Linked DNA regions of Homo sapiens: region 1 is linked to region 2. Evidence: read pairs that join two places in POLR2A ChIA-PET (ENCODE). Cell type or tissue: GM12878. All regions are shown on one strand. Links, peaks and the distances in the headings refer to the core of each region. The heading gives the core; the rest is flanking DNA.

Region 1 (12,445 bases), core at 2,438-10,437, 130 kb before region 2:
TGCTCTTGGACACTGTCCTGGGCCTGCTGCTCCCTGCTCAAGTTAGAGGGGACACCTGTTACGCCTCTACTCAGTTACTTATCTCAAATAGACGGCGAGATCAGAGAGCAGCCACCCCAGACAGGAGCTTCCAGGGTATGAGCAACTTCCATCTCATCACCAAACCAAGCCAGTCCCTCACTGATGCCAACCTGAGAGGCAAGTTCTAAGAACCAGGCCGGCTGCAGGGGCATGGTCATCGGTGTGTGCAGAAGTCACAAGCTGAGTCCCCTCCAGGCAGCACAGGCCAAAGCATGAAGGATGGCTTAGAAGCCACCTGGTCCCCAACCCTGTTCAAGGATTTGTAGAGCAAACACCAAAAGAGGACTCGAGTTTCACCAAAATCTTAGCCAGGCTCATCTACTGATTTTCAGGAACCTGTATTTTTGGTTTCTTAGGCCTCCTGCTCGCTGCTGTTTGTTTTTTTGTTGTTGTTGTTTTGTTTTGTTTTGTTTTAGAGACAGGGTCTCTCTCTGTCACCCTGGCTGGAGTGCAGTGGTGCAGTCACAGCTTACTGCACCCTGGACCTCCCAGGCTCAAGCGATCGTCCCACTTCAGCCTCCAGAGTAGCTGGGACTACAGGCACGCACACACACAGCTAGCTAATTTTTTTGTTGTTGTTGTTGAGACAGAGTCTCCCTCTGTCGCCCGGGCTGGAGTGCAATGGCGCAATCTCAGCTCACTGCAACCTCCACCTCCCGGGTTCACGCCATTCTCCTGCCTCAGCCTCCTGTGTAGTTGGGACCACGGGCACCCGCCACCACGCCTGGCTAATTTTTTGTATTTTTATTAGAGATGGGGTTTCACTGTGTTAACCAGGATGGTCTTGATCTCCTGACCTCGTGATCCACCTGCCTCAGCCTCCCAAAGTGCTGGGATTACAGGCGTGAGCCACCGCGCCTGGCTTCACCTGGCTAATTTTTAACTTTTTTTTAGAAATGGGGTCTCACTTTGTTGCCCAGGCTGGTCTTGAACCCCTGGGCTCAAGCAATTCTCCTGCTTCAGCCTCCCAAAGTGTTGGGATTCTAGGTGTGAGTCACTGCGCCTGGACACTGCTAATATTAATTGGAGAAAAGAAGATGGGTGTGCAGCTTTTTCAAGAGCCCACGCTTTGTGAAATAGGCAAGAGGAGGCTGGGCATGGTGGCTTATGCCTGTAATCTTAGCGCTTTGGGAGGCTGAGATCGGCAGATCACCCGAGGCCAGGAGTTCGAGACCAGCCTGGCCAACATGGCAAGACATACAAAAATTAGCCGGGTGTGGTGGCGCATGCCTGTAATCCCGGCTACTTGGGAGGCTGAGGCAGGAGGATCACTTGAACCCGGGAGTCAGAGGTTGCAGTGAGCCAGGATCGTGCCATTGCACTCCAGCCTGGGTGACAAGAGCAAAACTACGTCTCGATTAAAAAAGAAAAAGAAATAGGCCTAGAGGAGGGGGTGAGAAAGGGGCAGTTCCACTCCCCAGATGTCAGGTACTAACCCCGGCCTGCGTTTACTGGATTTACTGGGAGCCTGCACCGCGCAGGACTCTGGGCTGGTCCCGGCTTCCCTGGAGCTCAGCTGGGGTCTCCACTCACGAGCTTTCCATGTCCCTGCAGCTCTCTCCGTGCTCATCTTCATCGCCCTGGCTCTGAATGGCTTTGGTGGGATGTGTATGACCTTCACCTCATTAACAGTGAGTACAGATTTTTTAAAGCTCTGTAGTTCAGTAATCTGTTTCTAAATTTGAGGCCGCTTTGATTGGTTTCTGTTTCCTTGCCTTCCATGTGCCTGCATGTGCCTGGGTGTCCCAAACAGTAGAGGGGCTATGGGCGAGGTGGCCTGGCAGGGCCTCCTCAGCTGAGGTCCACAGGCAGCAGGGCGTGGCTTCACAATCCCTTGCCTTTTTTTTTTTTTTTGAGACGGAGTCTTGCTCTGTCGCCCAGGCTGGAGTGCAGTGGGGGGATCTCGGCTCACTGCAACCTCCGCGTCCCAGGTTCAAGCGATTCTCCTGCCTCAGCCTCCCGAGTAGCTGGGACTATGGGCGTGCGCCACCACACCCGGCTAATTTTTGTATTTTTAGTACACATGGGGTTTCGCCATGTTGGTCAGGCTGGTCTCAAACTCCTGACCTCAGGTGATCCACCCGCCTTGGCCTCCCAAAGCGCTGGGGTGACAGGCGTGAGCCACCTGGCCTGGCCGACATTCCCTGCCTTCTGATCTGGGCTTTGATGCTGCGGAAGCAGCTCACTAGCCTTGTGCCCAAGGAAGGCAGAGGCAGGAAGACAAAACGCTGCCGCCCACTTTCTTTTCCTGTTTTCCTCGGCAGCTGTCATCAGGGTCTCCGGGAGCTTCGGCTCATGGAGCAGCCTGACCACCCGCCTCCCGTGGAACTGCCTCAACCTTTGCCTTTGTCCGGAGCCAGATGGAAAATGCAGGGAACATCTGGTCTTCTGCTCCTCTTGTTTCCTCCGTGCCCGGGCACAGACAGTCGCCTGGGGGAGATGTTTTCTCGGGGTACTAAGCACCCCCTTGTTGGGAGCCCCAGGACATCACAAAATATGCTCCTTCTTGATGTCAGGGAGGCAGAAGGAAGGTGGGGTTGAAAGAAAGAAAGTCAAAAAAGGGGCTGGGCATGGTGGCTCACACCTGAAATCCCAGCACTTTGGGAGACTGAGGCAGGCGGATCACTTGAGGTCAGGAGTTTGAGACCAGCCTGGCCAACATGGTGAAACCCCGTCTCTACTAAAAAATACAAAAATTAGCCGGGCGGGTGGTGCATGCCTGTAATCCCAGCTACTCGGAGGCTGAGGCGGGAGAATTGCTGGAACCTGGGAGGCGGAGGTTGCCGTGAGCCAAGATCAAGCCACTGCACTCCAGCCTGGGCGACAGAGCCAGACTCTGTCTCAAAAACAACAACAAAAAAGAAAGTCAAAAGAGGAACCAAAAAGTCTCTCCCAGAGGGAAGAAGGGAACTCTGTGGGCTCGCCCAGTTGGGCAATTGTGCCATTCCGAGCTGGCCATTGGGAAAGAAGTGAGAATAATAGCTTCTTCAGAGAGGCTTCTGTCCATCAAGGAAACCTCGCCTGCATCAGTTTACCGGTGAAAAAGTTTCTAAGACACAGTACCTACCATTACTATTTGTGGTACACTCTGGTTTCTGATTTCCCTTGTCGTGCCATTGAAGGGTTCTTGTTTAGCTTTGAGGGAGCTCTGGGGGCTTCTGGACCTCTTCTTTTTTCCTTTTTCTTTTTTTTTTTTTTGAGTCTGCTCGGTTGCCCAGGCTGGAGTGCAGTGACGCAATCTTGGCTCACTGCAACCTCCGCCTCCCGGGTTCAGGCAATTCTCCTACCTCAGCCTCCCGAGTAGTTGGGACTATAGGCGTGCACCATCACGCCTCGCTAATTTTTGTATTTTTAGTAGAGACGGGGTTTCACCATGTTGGCCAGGCTGGTCTCATACCCCTGATCTCAGGCAATCTGCCCGCCTCAGCCTCCCAAAGTGCTGGGATGACAGGCGTGAGCCACGGCGCTCGGCCGAAAACCAGCAGCTCTTTCATCAGCATGAAAACTAAAAACCTGGCCTCACCTCCATTATTTTAGTCACGCGACGCCTCTGTCACGGCAGGCCTGAATTTCAGGGATAAAGGAACGAGATGGTCCTTGAGCTTGAGGACCTCACACCCCGAAATGCCGAGAGGTGTTTTGTCTGAAAAACGACCAAGAATCCCTGTTAAGAAAGACTTTAGGCCGGGTGCGGTGGCTCACACCTGTAATCCCAGCACTCCGGGAGGCCGATGGGGGTGGTGGATCATGAGGTCAGGAGTTCGAGACCAGCCTGGCCCAAGATAGTGAAACCCCGTCTCTACTAAAATATACAAAAATTAGCTGGGCACAGTGGTGGGTCCCTGGAATCCCAGCTACTTGGGAGGCTGAGGCAGGAGAATCGCTTGAGGCCGGGAGGCGGAGTTTGCAGTGAGCCGAGATCGCGCCACTGAACTCCAGCCTGGGTGACAAGATCAAGACTCCCCCTCAAAAAAAAAAAAAGGAAAAAAAGAAAGACTTTAAAAGGGACCCTGCGGTTGGAGCTAATAGGCCAGTAAGAATTCTTTGTCTTTTTTTATGTTTTATAATTATAAAACAAAATTTTTTTCATTACATTTTTTATTTTCATTTTTTACAGATGGGGTCTTACTATGTTGACCAGGCTGGTCTCAAACTCCTGGGCTCAACAGATCCTCCCACCTTGACCTCCCAAAGTGCTGGGATTCCAGGTGTGAGCCACCATACCTGGCCCAAAAATGATTTTATTTTAAAAATTCAGGTTGGGAGCAGTTGCTCACACCTGTAATCCCAGCACTTTGGGAGGCTAAGGTGGGAGGATCATTTGAGGCCAGGGTTGAGACCAGCCTGGGCAACATAGCGAGACACCTTGTCTCTCCAATTTTTTTTTTTTTTTAATTAGCCAGGGCATGGTGGCAGTTGCTTGTAGTCCCAGCTCCTCGGGAGGCTGAGGTGGGAGGAAGGCTTGAGCCCAGAAGTTCCAGGCCACAGTATGCCACAATGACACCACTATATTCCAGCCTGTGTGACAGAGCGAGACCTTGTCCCAAAAATAAAAGTAAAAATTTAACATTTCAGAAATATGAATTGTAGACTAAACTTCTATGAGCCTGCCAGGCGCAGTGGCTCACACCTGTAATCCCAGCACTTTGGGAGGCTGAGAAGGTTCCCATCACCTGAGGTCAGGAGTTCGAGACCAGCCTGGCCAACATGGTGAAATGAAACCCCATCTCTACTAAAAATACAAAAATATTACTCGGGCATGGTGGCACACGCCTGTAATCCCAGCTACTTGGGAGACTGAGGCAGGAGAATCGCTTGAACCTGGGTGGCGGAGGTTGCAGTGAGCCGAGACCGCGGCATTGCATTCCAGCCTGGGCAACAAGAGCGAAACTCCGTTTAAAAAAAAAAAATTCTATCAGCCTGTCTTCATCAGTTTGGAATATATTTCTTCAGTATTTAAAAGATCTGCATGTACCAGTGTTATTCTTTTTTTTTTTCTTAAAAAAAAAAGAACTGTGATAACTTGCCTTTTCCCTTAATGTATCTTTTACATCCTTTCCTGTCAGTACTTAGAGATCTGCCTTATTATTAAGCAGTTCTGTATATTATTCTTTAATATAGATGGACCATCATTTATTCAACCTGTTTCCAACTAATGGACTTTTGGCTTGGTTCCCAATTTTTCCAATTTATGAATGCTGCTGAAGTGAGCATCCCTGTACATGTATTTCTGTAAAATAAGTTCCTGGCAGCCCTGGGCCACAGGATTAGCATGTTTTAAAATTTAATATGTACTGTTAAATAGTCTTCTAAAAATGTTATCTGGCCGGGCGCAGTGGCTCACGCCTGTAATCCCAGCACTTTGGGAGGCTGAGGCGGGCAGATCACCTGAGGTCAGGAGTTCGAGACCAGCCTGACCAGTATGGTGAAACCCCGTCTCTACTAAAAATACAAAAATTAGCTGGGCTTGGTGGAGGGCGCCTGTAATCCCAGCTACTTGGGAGGCTGAGGCAGGAGAATCGCTTGAACCCGGGAGGCAGAGGTTGCAGCGAGTCGAGATTGCGCCACTGCACTCCGGCCTGGGCGACGAGTGAAATTCTGTCTCAAAAAAAAGCCTGCCTGCCACCACAGGCCCACCAGCACGTACACGAGTGTCTTTTCCTCCATGTCCCTTCCAGTGCCATGTCATTCCTCTTTAAAACATAGCCACTCTGATCCTATGAAAAACGACATGCCATTTTTAAAATTTATTTCATTATTAGTGAGACAGAGCATTTTTTCTCCTCTTTATTGGTAAATTGCATTTCTTCTGTGAATTGCTTCTTTGTGTCATTTGTCTATTTTTCTACAGTGCTCTTGATTTTATTATTATTAGTATTTAGTGACTCGTAAGAGCTCTTTCAAATACAAAGACACTAGTGTTCTTTCCGAGTGAGCAGGAGATCTTACCCTGGGGTTTTCAGGTCTCTACATGGTCCATGAGTAAGCTTCAGGAGAGCCGTGCACACCCTTGAAATTCCATGCCAACAAAGCGTGTGTAGGTGCTGCTCAGCTGTGTCTTTCTGGAGGGGAGGGTCCATTACTTTCACTGGCCTCTGGCAGGTCTGTGTGAAGGCTAAAAACCACTGCGGTGGCCGGGTGCGGTGGCTCACACCTGTAATCCCAGCACTTTGGGAGGCCAAGGTGGGTGGATCACCTGAGGCCAGGAGTTCAAGACCAGCCTGGCCAACATGATGAAACCCAATCTGTACTAAACATGCAAAAATTAGCCTGGGATGGTGGCATGTTCCTGTAATTCCAGCTACTCGGGAGGCTGAGGTGGGAGAATTGCTTGAACCCGGGAGGCGGAGGTTGCAGTGAGCTGAGATCGCACCACTGCACTCCAGCCTGGGTGGCAGAGTGAGACTCCGTCTTAAAAAAAAAAACAAAACACACAAACCACTGTGGCAGGAGCGTTTCTATTCACTCTTTGCTCTCCCACTGGAGGCAAAAAGCTACACAGGCTAGAGAGTGACCAGGCAAGAGAGTCACCTGATCACCATTTGAAGCGTTTGGCTACCAGAGGTCTGTCTAAGGGAGGCTGTTGGTTTGTTCTTCAAGGTTTTCATTTTTTGATCTAGAGCAGGAGTCAGCAAACCGCCATTGCCAGGCCAAATCCAGACCACTGCCTGTTTTTGTAAACAAAACTTCATGGGGTAGAGCTGTGCCTGTTTGCTCCTGTCTGTGGCTGCTTTTGTGGTATCTCATCAGAGTCAACGCAGTCGTGACAGAGGCCATATGGCTTGTAAAGCCCAAAAGGTCTACTGTCTTAGCCAGGCACACTAGCTCACGCCTGTAACCCCAGCACTTTGGGAGGCTGAGGCGGGTGGATCACCTGAGCTCATGAGTTTGAGAGCAGGCTGGCCAACATGGTGAAACCCCGTCTCTACTAAAAATGCAAAAATTAGCCAGATGTGGTGGTGGGCGCCTGTAGTCCCCACGACTCAGGAGGCTGAGGCAGGAGAATTGCTTGAACCCGGGAGGCAGAGGTTGCAGTGAGCTGAGATTGTGCCACTGCACTCCAGCATGGGTGACAGAGCGAGACTCTGACTCAAAAAAAAAAAAGTCTATTGTCTGGCCCTTTATGGAAAAAGTTTGCCAACCCTTGGTCCAGAGGCCCCAGGAAGCTGCTACGTCACTGTTCCTCGTCTGAGGGCATGTGCTGACACCCACCATTCACACCCACACCCTCTGGTTGCATGGGCCAGCTCTCCTTCTAAGTCATCTCTTTCTGCCTCCCCCCAGGGTGGAGGGAGTTCCATGGGCATTCCCCTGCCCCCTGAGGCCTCTGATGAGGGCTCCAGTGCCTGCTCCTTGAGAACAGACCCCAAAAGGGAAATGAGGTCAGTGAGGACAGGGCTGAAGCAGTTAAGCAACACTCTTGGGCTGACTGGGGCTTCTGCTGAGCAGAGCCGAATCTCATTCTGATACAACCCAGGACTTCAGAAAGCAGAACTGTCGGGATCAGCTCCCAGAGACGCCAAGCTCAGGGCACAATGGCACTTTCTGTTTGTGTCTCCCACCCGTGTTCTAATTTGGGGGACAAAGGAGTCTCCAGGGTCGCCTTTAGGAATTTCTAACTCCAATCTTCAACAACCATGTTGGGGCTGTGGATAATAGCTCTGTGATAACCCAGGACTCTAGGGGACGGCGCTGTGGAAGCCTTAATTCGGGGACTTCCTGGGTCCCGGGGCCTTTGTGCTGCATGGGCTGTGGTCTAAATACAGATGACCAGGGGCTGCGAGCTGTTACCCCCACTGGTAGGAGAGGGGGCTCCAAGCGGGCACACGCCTTTTCCTTGTAGTCCAGAAGGAGATGGCCATGAGCCATCCTTCCAGAGCCCAAGAGGTCGGCACCCATGGTGGTATTTCCCTCCCAAGTGGAGGCTCCGAGGGGCAAGGGTGGCTGTCGCGTCAGGTAGGCTGCCCAGTAGCCAGTGCTGGCTCTCCCAGGGCCCTGCAGCACAGGGCCTGGGCCATCGCGTGCCATCCGTGGAGGGCGGACGCCAGGTCACTCCATGGGGGCAGAGCACTCCCCACGGTGTGGATCCTCAGCCTCCCCCGGGACATCTGGACGGCACGCTCAGTGTTTGTTCAGTGCCTCGCGTTTGTACAGCCCTTTGCACTCGCTTCATCGGCTGGAGCACAAACACGGCCGGCGGCTGAGGCCGCATCTTGGGGTCGCCACCCTCCAACCCGGAGCCTGGGTTGCTTAGAGATGGGAGCAGCTGTAGCCAAAATTGTGAACCTGCCATTTCCACTCCATTACTCTGACCCCTGTCCCCGTGGGTGGGATGGGGATTTCTCAGCAGAAGCCACACAGAAAAGCGGGTTTCAAAATGTTGCCAGGCTCCCCGATGAGACATTTCTCTGTGGATTTTCCCTTTTGATTCCTTCAAGTCTGACTTTAAACCTGAGGAAGGCATGATTTCATGGGAGGTGGGATCTGAGGGAAGTGAAGAGGATAAACATCCCTCTTCAGATCCTGGAGAGGAGGGCAGGATGGCAGATGCCCCCAGAGAGGGGACAGGAGTTTAGTGCCGTGGCTCAGTAGACCCCGCGTCTGCAGCCAGGAGAGGGTCCCACGGTGGCCCCCGGCCAGCTCTGGAGGGTCCAGGAGAGGGTCCCGCGGTGGCCCCCGGCCAGCTCTGGAGGGTCTAGGTGCCTGGTGAGCGGGACTTGCCAGTGCCCAGTGCCTGCTGTGCCTCCCCACCTTCCTCTCTTTCTGTCCTGTACCTTGGGGAAGCTCAGGCAGTCAGCTACTTGCCATTGGTTTGGGGAGAATTTGCCATCTGAGGGTTCTGCCTCATGAATTTGCTGCAGTATGTGACCACGTTCAGACGGAAAGGGCAGCGGTATTGGCAGGACTGGACCCGGCCGGGAAGGCACAGGAGGTGGCCGGGGGAGGGGAGCACACCCTTCCCCTCCCTTCAGCACTGAAGCAGAAAGGTGACCACAAGGACCTTGTCCCGGGCAGCATGTGCTTGGAGGTGCCCGGTTGTTGTGGGTAGGAAACAGCCCAGCCTGGCAGAGTCTACCTGTGCAGTCTGGTTCCGGGATCCCGGCCTGTGCAGGTTGTACAGAACTCTGGGTGTGTACTCCAGCCACTTGGGGACAAGGCTCCCTCTGGAGGGGACCCGAGGGCCAGAATGCCAGCCCCCACCCACCACCCAGCTCCCCAGCCCCCACCCACCTCCCAGCTCCGCAGCCCCCACCCACCACCCAGCTCCCCAGCCTCCTGCAGGCCAGGGAGGACTCGGGAGTCCGTGGATGTGGAAAGTCAGGGCCGGGGGTGCCACGGTTGCCCCTTGTTTCTGCCTGCCAGCAATGCCATGGCCTGCCCTGGGCCAAAAGGCACGTACGTCCGGCATCTTAGAGAAGCTCCCGCGCCCGCACTGTCCCAGGGCCTTGGCCCTGCAGGCACTCCTGTCCGGTGGTCATGCTCTATGGCCAGAATGCCAGGGGAGGGGCCGCCTGCAGCTGCTGTTTTCCCCTCTGGGAAGGTCACACAGTCCGGCCTGTTTATGCTGCAGCCAGGGGGCTGAAAGAGAGAGAGTCACGGGCTTCCCTGTGTGACTGAGGCTGCGTGGAGGCAGTGAGTGAACAGCCCGGGCTGGCAGGACAGGTTGACCCGCACGGAGGCAGAGGCGGCGAGGGGGCTGTGGGAAGCACCTGAGGGCGGGAAGAGGGGCTTGCACTCCCACCTGTGAGTGTGGTGGTGAGTCAGGAAACAGCTCCGGCTTCCTGCTTGGCAGCAAAGCTGGTCCTTCCCCTCCTGGGGTCCTTCCCCTCCGCCAGCCCTCGAGGCCCGCGCTAGGGCGCTCTGCTCAGCGCTCAGCCCTCACTCCGGCACCGCGGCTTCGAACAGCCATTATGCGCAGCTGAGACCGGTGGAGGCAGGGAAGCTGGGGACGGAGTGAGCGAGAGGGGGAATGTGGGGAGTGACCCAGATGTCAGGATGACCTACGGGAGTCCACAGGCAAATGCAAGCCCATCCGATGCTGTGGCGCTGGACCATGGGGAGGTCAGCCGAAGGCAACAGCAGGAGGTGAGGGCAGGGGGCAGATGGGTCTAAAAGGAGCTTCAGAAGGAATGTAAGCCATCTCTAGTTGGGGACTGGGCATTGTGGTATCCCCCTGTAGTCTCAGCTGCTCAGGAGGCTGAGGTGGGCAGATGAGTTGAGCCCAGGAGTTCTGCACAATAGCGTGCTGTGTTGATGAGATGTCTACACTAAGTTCAGCATCAGTGTGGTGACCTCCGGGGGGTGAGGGACCCCCAGGTTGCCTAAGGAGGGCTGAACCGGCCCAGGTCAGAAACAGAGCAGGTCAAAAGTGTCCTGCTGATCAGTAGAGGGATCATGCCTGTGAATAGCCACTGCGCTCCAGCCTGGGCAATACAGCATGACCTCATCTCCAAAAACAAATTTAAAAAAATGACCGGGCGCGGTGGCTCACGCCTGTCATCCCAGCACTTTGGGAGGCCGAGGCGGATGGATCACCTGAAGTCAGGAGTTCGAGACCAGCCTGGCCAACATGGCGAAACTCCATCTCTACTCAAAATACAAAAAAAAAATTAGCTGGGCATCGTGGCGTAGTGGCACATGCCTGTAATCCCAGCTACTCGGGAGGCTGAGGCAGGAGAATCGCTTGAACCAGGGAGGTGGAGCTTGAAGTGAGCTGAGATTGTGCTGCTGCACTGTAGCCTTGGCGACAGAGTGAGGCTCTGTCTCAAAAAATAAATAAGTAAATGAATGAAAAATAAACCTCTAGTTGAAGGGCGCAGATTGGATCTTAATAAGGCACATGTAAAAGCCGTGGGATCCAAACTGAAGTGTGTATTGGCCGGAGCCACAGGAGACTCCAGAGAGGCAGCGTGGCCTGGGGCCTACACACAGAGGCTTGGCCTGGCTTGAATCCCCAATCTGACCATTACTAGCTTGGGGGAGTCCCTTGACTTTTCTAATCTTTAAGTTTTTGTTTTGTTTTGTTTTGTTTTGTTTTTTGAGGCAGAGTTTCACTCTTGTTGCCCAGACTGGAGTGCAATGGCGCGATCTCAACTCACTGCCACCTCTGCCTCCTGGGTTCAAGCGATTCTCCTGCCTCAGCCTGCCGAGTAGCTGGGATTACAGGTGCACGCCACCACGCCTGGCTAATTTTTTGTATTTTTAGTAGAGATGGGGTTTCACCGTATTGGCCAGGCTGGTCTCGAACTCCTGACCTCAGGTGATCCCCTGCCTCGGCCTCCCAAAGTGCTGGGATTACAGGTGTGAGCCACCGCGCCCGGCCTCATGGTGTTTTTTGACCAATAAAAGTTTTTAAATAGGTGGTCAAAAGTGTGTTTCAGCTTTTAGGGAGTACCTAGCATTTGTGTCAAATGAAACCTCTCTGAAGAGAACATGAAGGATGACCTTGACCAGTGAAACCCAAAGCATAAACATCCTGACAGCAGTCAATGTGTGGTCACAACAGAATAACAAGGACAGGAGAAGAAAGGCCATCTCTGTGGACACTAATTATTTATTTAAAGGGGAATACTAATTTGTGTTTTATCCTGTAGTCGGCTTCCTTTTCTTCCTCCCAGAGCTGTGGTTCCTGCCAGAGGACACTTCCCTCGTTGGCTATGCCCAGGAGCAGCTTGACCAGAAGATTTTCCCTGTTATGAAGTCATAACACATATCATAATAGTAACTATTGTTAATACCTACCCTATTTATGATCTTTAAAACCCTCGGCCGGGCGCAGTGGCTCACGCCTGTAATCCCAGCACTTTGGGAGGCTGAGGCGGGTGGATCACCTGAGGTCAGGAGTTCGAGACCAGCCTGGCCAACATGGTGAAACCCTGTCTCTACTAAAAATACAAAAATTAGCCGGGTGTGGTGGCGGGTGCCTGTAATCCCAGCTACTTGGGAGGCTGAGGCAGGAGAATCGCATGAACCCGGGAGGTGGAGGTTGCGGTGAGCCGAGATTGCACCATTGCACTCCAGCCTGGGCAATAAGAGCGAAACTCCATCTCAAAAAAAAAAAAAAAAACTGAAAAAACAAAACACCATGAATTAAGAAGTTAAATGACAAACTAGGAAAATTTATTCATAGTATATAGAACTGTGAATGTCTTCATTTTATTTTATTTTTATTAATTTTTGAGACAAGAGTCTCGCTCTGTCGCCCAGGCTGGAGTGCAGTGGCACAATCTCGGCTCATTGCAACCTCTGCCTCTGGGGTTCAAGCGATTTTTCTGCCTCAGCTTCCCAAGTAGCTAGGATTACAGGTGCCTGCCACCATGTCCGGCTAATTTTTGTATTTTTAGTAAAGACGAGGTTTCACTAT
Region 2 (10,630 bases), core at 2,631-10,630:
GATCACGTGAGGTCGGGAGTTCAAGACCAGCCTGGCCAACATGGTGAAACCCTGCCTCTACTGAAAATACAAAAATTAGCCAGGCACGGTGGTGTGTGCCTGTTGTCCCAGCTACTCAGGAGGCTGAGGCAGGAGAATTGCTTGAACCCGGGAGTTCGAGGGTGCAGTGAACTGTGATTGCACTACTGCACTCCAGCCTGGGTGAAAGCAAGACCCTGTCTCCAAAAATAAAAAATAAAAAAATGACTTTAGCTGCTTCACTGGGAGATTGGGAGTAGACGAATAGATGGGAGGGGAACCAGGCTAAGCAGGGAAAACGGTTAGGGGGCTGATGTCATCATGTAGGTGACAGGTGACATTGGCTCAGACCAGTGTGGTGCAGTGGAAGTGGCGAGCAGTGATTGGATTCTGGATGTTTTAAAGGTTAAGGCAGCAGGATGAGCTGCCTGATTGGATGTAGGGTTTGGAGAAACACAGGCTTCCAGGAGGACTGCCAAGTCCTTGGCTTGAACAACGAGAAGGATGTAGTCACCACTGACCAAGGAGGGCAGACACTAACAGGAGCTTGTTTGAAGAGGGAGAAGGTCCGGTGTTGAGCTTCAGGCCTGTTGAATTTGCGATACCTGTCAGGCATCCAGGTGGAGCAGCCAGGTCGTTGGAGTTGAATCTCCCCATTTCCTAGATGAAGTAACTGAGTCCAGCGTGGGTGGCGTGCCTGAGCCGACGCAGCTAGTGGCAGGGCTGGAATTGGCATCCAGGTCTGGCTGCCAAAGCCCAGGAGTGCAGGGGAGAAGAGGGGCAGGTGGGCTCTTTTCCCAGTCCCCGTGACCCGGCCTCATGCCCTGCCCTGCCCACAGGGTGCCCCCGTGGGTGGCCACATCCTCAGTTACCTCCTGGAAAAGTCACGAGTGGTGCACCAGAATCATGGGGAGCGGAACTTCCACATCTTCTACCAGCTGCTGGAGGGGGGCGAGGAGGAGACTCTTCGCAGGCTGGGCTTGGAACGGAACCCCCAGAGCTACCTGTACCTGGTGAAGGTGAGTGGCTGGCAGGGAGGGCAGGTGCCACCCAGGGATCTGGTGCCAGGGCTGGCAACCCAGCTGTGCCCTTCCTCCAGGGCCAGTGTGCCAAAGTCTCCTCCATCAACGACAAGAGTGACTGGAAGGTCGTCAGGAAGGCTCTGACAGTCATTGATTTCACCGAGGATGAAGTGGAGGTGAGGCCTCTTCCGGGACCCTCGCTTTCCTCCTGTCACACCCCCAAAATCTCCTTTTTTTTTTGTTTTTTATTTTTTGAGACGGAGTTTCATTCTTGTTGCCCAGGCTGGAGTGCAGTGGTGCAATCTCAGCTCACTGCAACCTCCGCCTCCTGGGTTCAAGCAATTCTCCTGCCTCAGCCTCCCGAGTAGCTGGGATTACAGGCGCCCGCCACCACGCCCAGCTAATTTTTTGTAGTTTTAGTAGAGACGGAGTTTCACCATGTTGGCCAGCCTGGTCTCGAACTCCCGACCTCAGGTGATCCGCCTGCCTCAGCCTCTCAAAGTGCTGGGATTACAGGCGTGGGCCAGTAATCCCTTTTTTTTTTTTTTTTTTTTTTTTGAGATGGAGTCTCGCTCTTTCGCCCAGGCTGGAGTGCAGTGGTGCGATCTCAGTTCACTGCAACCTCTGCCTCCAGGTTAAAGTGATTCTCATGCCTCAGCCTCCTGAGTAGTTGGGATTACAGACACCTGCCACCACACCTGGCTAATTTTTGTATTTTTAATAATGATGGGGTTTTGCCATGTTGGCTGGGCTGGTCTCGAACTCCTGACCTCAGATGATCCTCCCGCCTCAGCCTCCCAAAGTGCTGGGATTACAGGCGTCAGCCACCGTGCCCATCCCACCCGCAGAATCACCTTCCACCTTTAACACCCATTCCCACTTCCAGCCCCTTCTCTCCGACACTTCACCACCCACCCCTGCATGGCCATCTGCTAGTTGCCCTCTTGGGGCTCTCTGGCCCCTCTCACCCCCTCCTGCCCCCGGCCTGCTCCCCCAGGACCTGCTGAGCATCGTGGCCAGCGTCCTTCATTTGGGCAACATCCACTTTGCTGCCAACGAGGAGAGCAATGCCCAGGTCACCACCGAGAACCAGCTCAAGTATCTGACCAGGGTGAGTGGGGCGGGCAGAGGGCGACGGGAGGACGGCGGGGGCGGGGGCTGGGGGTGCACCCTCACCGTGTCCTCGCCTGCCCTTGGCAGCTCCTCAGCGTGGAAGGCTCGACGCTGCGAGAAGCCCTGACACACAGGAAGATCATCGCCAAGGGGGAGGAGGTGAGGCCGGGCCCTTGCCCTCGGGTGTGGAGGGGCAGCTGTTCCAAGGCAGCCCCTACTCCCATCACTCCCCTTCGCCTGGTTCCCTCAGCAATGCTGGAGGGATGGAAGGAAGGCTGCTCAGAGAAGCAGAGTGAGAGCCGAGCGCCGTGGCTCACGCCTGTAACCCCAGCACTTGGGGAGGCTGAGGTGGGCAGGTCACCTGAGGTCAGGAGTTCGAGACCATCTTGGCCAACATGGTGAAACCCCATCTACTAAGAATACAAAAATTAGCCGGGCATGGTGGCGGGCGCCTGTAATCCCAGCTACTCGGGAGGCTGAGGCAGGAGAATCGCTTGAACCCGGGAGGTGGAGGTTGCAGTGAGCCGAGATCACGGCAACAGAGCTAGACTCTGTCTCAAAAAAAAGAAGCAGCACAGTGAGCTGGCCAGGGTCACATAGGAAGAGAGTAACAGTCCGGCTAGAACCAGACTCCCACCTCGGGAAGGAGGCCTCCTGTCCCTCTACCACCTTCCCTCTGGGGTGGCCACCTGTCCTCCCTGAGGTCCCACTACCAGCACCCCTCCCCATACTGCAGGCTTGCTGGAGCTGGGAGTGCAGAGTGGTGGCGGCTTCCTGGTCTGCCTGAGCCTGGGAGCAGGTGGGATGCACAGGCTCTGTGGCATTCATCTCCTTGTCTCACGCTGCGTCCACAGCTCCTGAGCCCGCTGAACCTGGAGCAGGCCGCGTACGCACGAGACGCCCTCGCCAAGGCTGTGTACAGCCGCACTTTTACCTGGCTCGTCGGGAAGATCAACAGGTCGCTGGCCTCCAAGGTGAGGGCTCGGTCCACACTGCTCCCAAGGCAGAAGGGAGGGCCGTCGGCGAGGCGGGGGGTGCTGCAGGGTGGGGCTGGCACGCGCAGGGGGCCCACGCCTTCGGTTGAATGACTGCCCTAGGACGTGGAGAGCCCCAGCTGGCGGAGCACCACGGTTCTCGGGCTCCTGGATATTTATGGCTTTGAAGTGTTTCAGCATAACAGGTCGGTGCCATCTTTCCCCCGTCTCTCCTCCCGGTCTCCTGTCCTGCTCCCTCTCTTCTGTCCTCCAGCCTCTCATTCCTGCCCTGTGACTCCCCAGCCAGCCGGGGACTGTCTCTGTGTTTCTCACCTCCTGTGCTCAGGGGCGTCGTCCAGCTTTTCCCCTCTCCTGGTCCTGTGTCCCCACTGAGCCACTGTGGGCTCTTCTCCTTCCTTACAGCTTTGAGCAGTTCTGCATCAATTACTGCAACGAGAAGCTGCAGCAGCTCTTCATCGAGCTCACGCTCAAGTCGGAGCAGGAGGAGTACGAGGCAGAGGGCATCGCGGTGTGTGCTAGCCTGGGGGCACTCTCCGTGGGCCACGGGGAGCCTGGGTATCGGGGCCCCTGGGAGAGGGTGCCAGGACCCCACGGTGATCCCTTCCTTCCCTTCTGCCCCTCAGTGGGAGCCCGTCCAGTATTTCAACAACAAAATCATCTGTGATCTGGTGGAGGAGAAGTTTAAGGGCATCATCTCGATTTTGGTGAGTCCTCTGCGCCTCCAAGGCCTGGTGCTGGAGGCTGGGTGGGAGGATGTCCCCCTTCTCCGTTCTCTCCAGGCTGGTCCACGGAGGGCCAGAGTTTGGGGCTGAGTAGAGACAGGGCAGAGCTGTGAATGGAGGATGGAGGGAGGTGCCGCCCCAGTTGGAAGCTCTCTGTGGAGACTCCCTGTGATCTGCCCCTCCCCTGTGTCTGTGCCTCCCAGCACGGTGACCCCAATCCTCTGTGCGCTCTGACCTGTCCCCCATACGTCCTTCCCCCTGTGCCACACCCCCCAGGATGAGGAGTGTCTGCGCCCCGGGGAGGCCACAGACCTGACCTTCCTGGAGAAGCTGGAGGATACTGTCAAGCACCATCCACACTTCCTGACGTGAGTGGGGCTGCGGGGCTGCTGGGGGCAAGGGCTCACTTGCAGCAGAGCCTGCGGAGTGCAGGAGTCCCTCCGCCATCACAAAACACCAGCCACAAGGAGGTGACCAGGGACGGTGCTGAGTTAAGGACCCCTCACATGTGTCCAGAAACTAAGAAGCTTAGCCAGGCATGCTGACACGCCTGGAGTCCCATCTATGCAGAAGGCTGGGGCAAGAGCATCACTTGAGCCCTGGAGTTTTGAGGTTGCAGTGAGCTAGGATCAACCCACTGCACTCCAGCCTGGGTGACAAGAGCGAGACTCCGTCTCAAAAAAAAAAAAAAAGGGAAAAAAATAAATAATGAATTTTTTAAAAAAGAGAAAGAAGGCCAGGTGCAGTGGCTCACGCCTGTAATCCTAGCACTTTGGGAGGCTGAGGCGGGTGGATCACCTTAGGTTAGGAGTTCAAAACGAGCCTGGGCAACATGGTGAAACCCAGTCTCTACTAAAAATGCAAAAATTCGCTGGGTGTGGTGGCAGGTGCCTATAATCCCAGCTACTCGGGAGGCTGAGGCGGGAGAATCGCTCGAACCCGGGAGGTGCAGGTTGCAGTGAGCCGAGATCGCACCACTGCCCTCCAGCCTGAGCGACAGAGTGAGACTTCAACCCCAAAAAAAAAAACAAAAAACAAGACACTAGTAGCCTGGCTTCCTCCTTCTTCTTGTTTGAGAATGAAACTTGCTAAGATTTTTCATCTTCCTTGTTTGGAAATTGATTTTTATTGAAGGAATCCTCTGAAGTGGGGAGAGGTAGAAACAGGAACAAGCGCCTCTGTCCAGCGCGGTCTGATGCATGCTGTGCATGTCGTCGCTTCACCTGCAGCTGCTCCTTGAGGGGTTCTTGGTGTTTTCTCACTGAGACTCCAAGAGGCGAAGTCATTTCCCCAAAATTAGCTCTCATCTGGGTTGCCGAGCTGGGGTCAGTGCCAGGGCTGTTGAATGCCAAAGCCATGAGTATTTTTTGCATAATAATATATTGAAAATTTGTTTCTGGATGGGCGTGGTGGCTCACGCCTGTCATCCCGACACTGTGGGAGGCCTAGGTGGGCAGAGATCACCTGAGGTCAGGAATTCAAGACCAGCCTGGCCAACATGGTGAAACCCTATCTCTATTAAAACTACAAAAATTAGTCAGGCGTGGTAGTGGGCACCTATAATTCCAGCTACTTGGGAGCTAGGAGAATTGCTTGAACCTGGGGGGCGGAGCTTGCAGTGAGCTGAGATGGTGCCACTGCACTCCAGCCTGGATGACAGAGTGAGACTCCGTCTCAAAAAAAAAAAAAAGACTTGTTTCTAGGAGTCTCTCTGAATCTATTCGGGTTTAGGGGCTGCCTGATTCATTAAATAATAAATACTAAAAACTTGTTCCTGATTATAAAAATAATATTGCTTATTACAGCAAAGTTGGAATGTGCGCAAAAGCCACCTGTGATCCCGTCGCCCAAAGGCCATGGCTGTTAACTGTGTGAGGCATTTCCCTCCTGCCTTTTTCTATGCATTTTTTTTCGTAGTCGAGAACTTGTGTATAAGGCTCAGGGTAAATATCCTGCACATTTTCCCGTATCATCAAACAACATTTTCCTCAGAACACTTCCTGGAGCGGTTCTGACCCACAGATACTCCCCTCTCTCACCCAGCCCTTCGGGGCCCCTGGCCAGCCTCCCAGGTTTCTGCTGGAATCACAAGGCTGCCACAAACATCTCCGTGCCTTCAATCTTTGTCCGTGTCTCTGGTTAGCTGCTTGAAATAGTTCTTAAAAGCAAATGGGTGAAAGGGTATAAACACGCCTAAGACTTAAGTGCTCTCTTGGGGCAGCAGATTCCATTCTGAAAAGTAGTGCGCAGCTCACCACCCCTTCTGAGCAGAGCCCGCAGCGGCCGAAGCAACGAGAGTTTCCCTCCCTGCAGCGTACCCTGGCCGTCAGGAGGCCCAGGTCCCGGTCCTGGCACTGTGTGGCCCTGGCCAAGGCCATCTACCTCTCTGAGCCTCCATGGTCCGCTCTGATCAGGGAGGCCACTGGCCCTGCCTGGCCTGCCTCAGTGACCCAGCCCTGGGGGTGCACCTGCTCTTTTTTTTTTGGAGTGTAGTGGCACCATCTCGGCTCACTGCAACCTCTGCCTCCCAGGTTCAAGCGATTCTCCTTTGTCAGCCTCCTGAGTAGCTGGGACTACAGGCGCCCACCACCACGCCTGGCTAATTTTTGTATTTTTGGTAGAGATGGGGTTTCACCATATTGACCAAGCTGGTCTCGAAGTACTGACTTTGTGATCTACCCACCTCGGCCTCCCCAACTGCTGGGATTACAGCCGTGAGCCACTGTGCCCGGCCTGGGGTGCACCTGGGCAGCTGGTTCCTGCTCCTGAGGCCCTTTCAGCAGGCAGAGGGCTTGGCTCAGGCCGGCAGCCATCTGCAGCTTCCTCCCTGTCACCCCCAGGCACAAGCTGGCTGACCAGCGGACCAGGAAATCTCTGGGCCGAGGGGAATTCCGCCTTCTGCACTATGCGGGGGAGGTGACCTACAGCGTGACCGGTGAGGATCCTGGGGCTGTGTCCCCACAGGGGCCTGCGGGGAGGCTCTGTCTCACCTCACGTCGGTTCTCCCCTCCCAGGGTTTCTGGACAAAAACAATGACCTTCTCTTCCGGAACCTTAAGGAGGTGAGGAGGACGTGGGGAGGCCGGGGTGGGGGTGGGGATAGCCCACAGCTCTGCACCTGTGTCCAGGAGCCTGTCCTGCCTGTCCCTGTGCCCCACCCTGACCCCGGCTCTGCCCACACAGACCATGTGTAGCTCAAAGAATCCCATTATGAGCCAGTGCTTTGACCGGAGCGAGCTCAGTGACAAGAAGCGGCCAGAGACGGTGAGGAGGTGGCGGGACCGGGCGCAGGGGTGCATGCGCCTGAGTGTGCATGAGGGCCTGTGTGAGCCTGGGAGCTGGCAGCGTGCGTGTGAACGCGTGTGAGCCCGTGCACATCTGCAGGTGTCTGTAGGGGGCTGCCTTAGGTGCCTCTTTGCCTACTTTTTTTTTTTTTTTTTTTTTTTGAGACAGGGTCTCGCTCTGTTGCCCAGGCTGGAGTGCAGTGGCGCAATCTGGGCTCACTGCAACCTCCACCTCCCTGGTTCAAGCGATTCTCCTGCCTCAGTCTCCTGAGTAGCTGGGATTACAGGCGCCTGCCACCATGCCCGGCTAATTTTTTGTATTTTAAGTAGAGATGGGGTTTCACCATGTTGGCCTGGCTGGTCTCAAACTCCTGACCTCGGGTGATCCACCTGCCTCGGCCTCCCAAAGTGTTAGGATTACCGGTGTGAGCCACCACGCCTGTCCCTGTTTGCCTACTTGTGTGTGTGTGCTGTGTCTATAGTGGAGTCGTGTGTCTTCAGTGTGGGCTGTGTCTGTAGGGGAATCCTTGTGTACGTCTGTCTCTGTGGGTGCCCATATGTTGACAGCTGCCTCTGTGCGGTTGCTGTCATGTGTCTACCCACTCAGCAGACATTTATAGCAGACACTGCCAGGCACTGAGGTACCACAATGAGTGGGTGTGCCTGCAGCAACATGTGCACAGGGTGCTTTGCAAACTTAGAAGAGGGAACAGCAAACGGCCTGACGGGGCGGAAGGGGTGAGGGGTTGGGGAGGCTCCCTGGAGGAGGAAGCATTGGAGATGACTTGGGAATGTCAGATGAACCTATAGTGAGGGCCCAGTCCAGACACAGAGAGTCTAAAAAGGCCATGAGGTGAGCAGGAAAGCGATGGCATCAAGGAGAAGGACCGGGGGAAAGGCAGGCATGGCCAGGGTGCCAGATGCAGGGAGGGCTCCAGCGAGCTGAAGGCGGAGGTACGGCTGTTGGGCTTGGCAAAAAGAGGGTCAGGGGAGCCCCAGAAGAGTGAGGTCAGTGAGTCCATAGGGAGGTGGAAGCCAGACTGCCTGGCAGGGAGGGCATGCAGGCGACATGCTGCCCAGGGTGTGGCTCACTGTGCCCCTGCCCGCTGCTGCCGTCCACCCCACCCTCTCCCGAAGCACCACATCCTCCCGGCCCTAGCGTCTCCCTGCTGAGGATGCCTACACACCCTCCCGCCCAGGCCTCTCCAGCAAGCCACAGACTCGTGTATCTCATCCTCTTCCCCTAGGTGGCCCCAGGGCACCCTAGATCCCACTGGTCTATAACAAACGGGCCCTTGGTCTGCCCCTCCAGGCTTTCTCCTTCTTTGACCCAGTCCCCCAGGCCAGAAACCTGGGTGTCATCCCCTTTTTTGTTTTTGTTTTTGTTTTTGAGACGGAGTCTCGCTCTGTCACCCAGGCTGGAGTGCAGTGGCGCGATCTCGGCTCACTGCAACCTCTGCCTCCTGGGCTCACGCCATTCTCCCACTTCACACTCACGAGTAGCTGGGATTACAGGTACCCGCCATCGTGCCCGGCTAATTTTTTTATTTTTGTAGAGATGGGGTTTCACCATGTTGGCCAGGCTAGTCTTAAACTCCTGACCTCAGGTGATCCGCCCGCCTCGGCCTCCCAAAGTGCTGGGATGACAGGCGTGAGCCACCGCGCCCGGCTCCGGCCCCCTCGTTCTTTTCTCTCCTTGTCTCCCTTGTCCAGCCACTGGATCTTGCCGGAGTACTTAGCAGCTCCCCCTCAGTCCTTCCCTGTAGCCACTTCACCCGCCCCTCCTCCTTATCCTTTAAAGCTCAGCAGAGCGTCATTTCCAGAAGACGTCACCTGGTGCCCCCTAACCCTCAGACTGGATGAATTGTCCCTTTGTGGGGCTCTCAGAACCCACAGGCATACACCTGCTACTCTCGGAACACCGGGATTGTGAGTCTTTGCCAAGGAGCGTGCTCCTCCGCCAGGCCTGAGATCCTTCCAGGTCCCGCAGAGCAGCATACCCAGATACTAGCTGAATGCGTAGCATGGGACATGCTGTTTAGGAACGCAGCCCTGAAGTTCTAGAAAGAAAAAGAAGGGCCACTAAAGGGAGGTGTAGCACTGAGGTTGCTGGGAGACCTGAGCAGGAGTTTTAGGCTGGAGTGAGGCTCGTAGACTGAGGTCTCTCGCCCAGCCAGAGGGGTAAGGGGTGGAGTCTGGCCCCCTCCTCTGCTGCGAGGAAGCTGTGGTGGGAGGAGTAAGGACCAGGCAGAATCAGAGGCTGCTGCGCGCGTCACCAGCCAGGGGAGTGGGGTACTCGCTGCTGGGGTCAGCAGCTTTAGCCCAGCTCCGGCCAACCTCCCATGCCTCTTGGCTCGCCAGGTCGCCACCCAGTTCAAGATGAGCCTCCTGCAGCTGGTGGAGATCCTGCAGTCTAAGGAGCCCGCCTACGTCCGCTGCATCAAACCCAATGATGCCAAACAGCCCGGTAGGCCCCTCCCACGGGGGACTTCGGGGCCGGGCCTCCCCTGCAGGAGACAGGCCGTCAGCGCCAGCCCGCTGACCACGGCGCTCCCCCTACCCCAGGCCGCTTTGACGAGGTGCTGATCCGCCACCAGGTGAAGTACCTGGGGCTGTTGGAAAACCTGCGCGTGCGCAGAGCCGGCTTTGCCTATCGCCGCAAATACGAAGCTTTCCTGCAAAGGTGGGGGCAGGTCCTGCTCGGTGCCAGGGAAGGGGAGCGGGAGGGTAGGAGCCCCTAGGTCCCATGAGGGCAGACAAGGGTTCTCGGCCCCATTTTAGAAATGCGGATGCGGAGGCCCTGGGCTGCCCTTGGTGGAGGCCCTTGGTGCTGCGGTCCTGACATCAGGCTGGGTGGAAAGAATACCCGGCTCCCCCAGGCCGTGCCCTCCAGGAGCACCCGGTCAGGGGTACAGGAGGCCTCCGTCCACGTGCCGGGCACCAGAGGCAGACAGCAAGCCTTGTAGGGCAGCTTCCAAGGGGCTCCGAAAGGGTGGAGCAGCTTTGTGGTTCTTCTGAGTCGGGGGCCTGGGGGGTCAAACTGAATTTCATCTCTGCCACTTTCTAGTTACTTGGCCTTAGGTAGATAAGAACGGTTTCTTCATCTTTAAAATGGGGGCAGTGACCGAGTGAGCCTCCTGCTAGCTGTGAACGAGTCAGTGGGAGCACCCAGCAGGTGCCCAGAGAAAGCTGATTGGGGTCCCCAGGGCAGGCTGCTGACTGGGGTGGGAGCCGCGTGCATTCCTGTCCCCAGGTACAAGTCACTGTGCCCAGAGACGTGGCCCACGTGGGCAGGACGGCCGCAGGATGGGGTGGCTGTGCTGGTCCGACACCTGGGCTACAAGCCAGAAGAGTACAAGATGGGCAGGTGGGTAGTGTCCGTGCCGGGTGCCTGCGGGGAATGGGAGTGGCAACCCCGGGCTGATCACTACTGCTCTCCCAGGACCAAGATCTTCATCCGCTTCCCCAAGACCCTGT

What was found. ChIA-PET counts read pairs that join two places held together with the same protein. Peaks named below come from ENCODE experiments on the same cell type or tissue, not always from the same donor. Only the 100,000 strongest peaks of a DNase experiment are listed, where the experiment ranks them.
Region 1: POLR2A ChIA-PET joins it to region 2 with 5 read pairs; 3 of 35 experiments call an interaction of 5 or more read pairs at or near these places.

What each region holds. Positions count from the first base shown.
Region 1 is chr17:1,602,462-1,614,906 of GRCh38, reverse strand. It overlaps SLC43A2 (solute carrier family 43 member 2), which reads left to right. Exons shown (of 14, transcript NM_152346.3): 5 at 1,636-1,712. It also overlaps the pseudogene RN7SL105P. Among named protein-coding and RNA genes, the nearest start is that of SLC43A2, 20 kb to the left of the region's middle. RefSeq lists an enhancer at 7,599-8,364. In GM12878, for the core only: no CTCF peak of the experiment used is centred there; a DNase peak (open chromatin) is centred at 7,376; H3K27ac peaks cover 2,659 bases.
Region 2 is chr17:1,471,113-1,481,742 of GRCh38, reverse strand. MYO1C (myosin IC) reads left to right here. Exons shown (of 32, transcript NM_001080779.2): 6 at 858-1,037; 7 at 1,118-1,216; 8 at 2,038-2,151; 9 at 2,241-2,312; 10 at 3,008-3,127; 11 at 3,251-3,333; 12 at 3,551-3,656; 13 at 3,772-3,852; 14 at 4,147-4,238; 15 at 6,711-6,805; 16 at 6,885-6,931; 17 at 7,053-7,133; 18 at 9,515-9,620; 19 at 9,719-9,836; 2 more. Among named protein-coding and RNA genes, the nearest start is that of MYO1C, 16 kb to the left of the region's middle. RefSeq lists enhancers at 6,562-6,631, 6,782-6,911 and a silencer at 7,722-7,811. In GM12878, for the core only: a CTCF peak has its summit at 8,388 (motif pointing right); DNase peaks (open chromatin) are centred at 6,772 and 7,732; H3K4me3 peaks cover 1,581 bases; H3K27ac peaks cover 2,002 bases.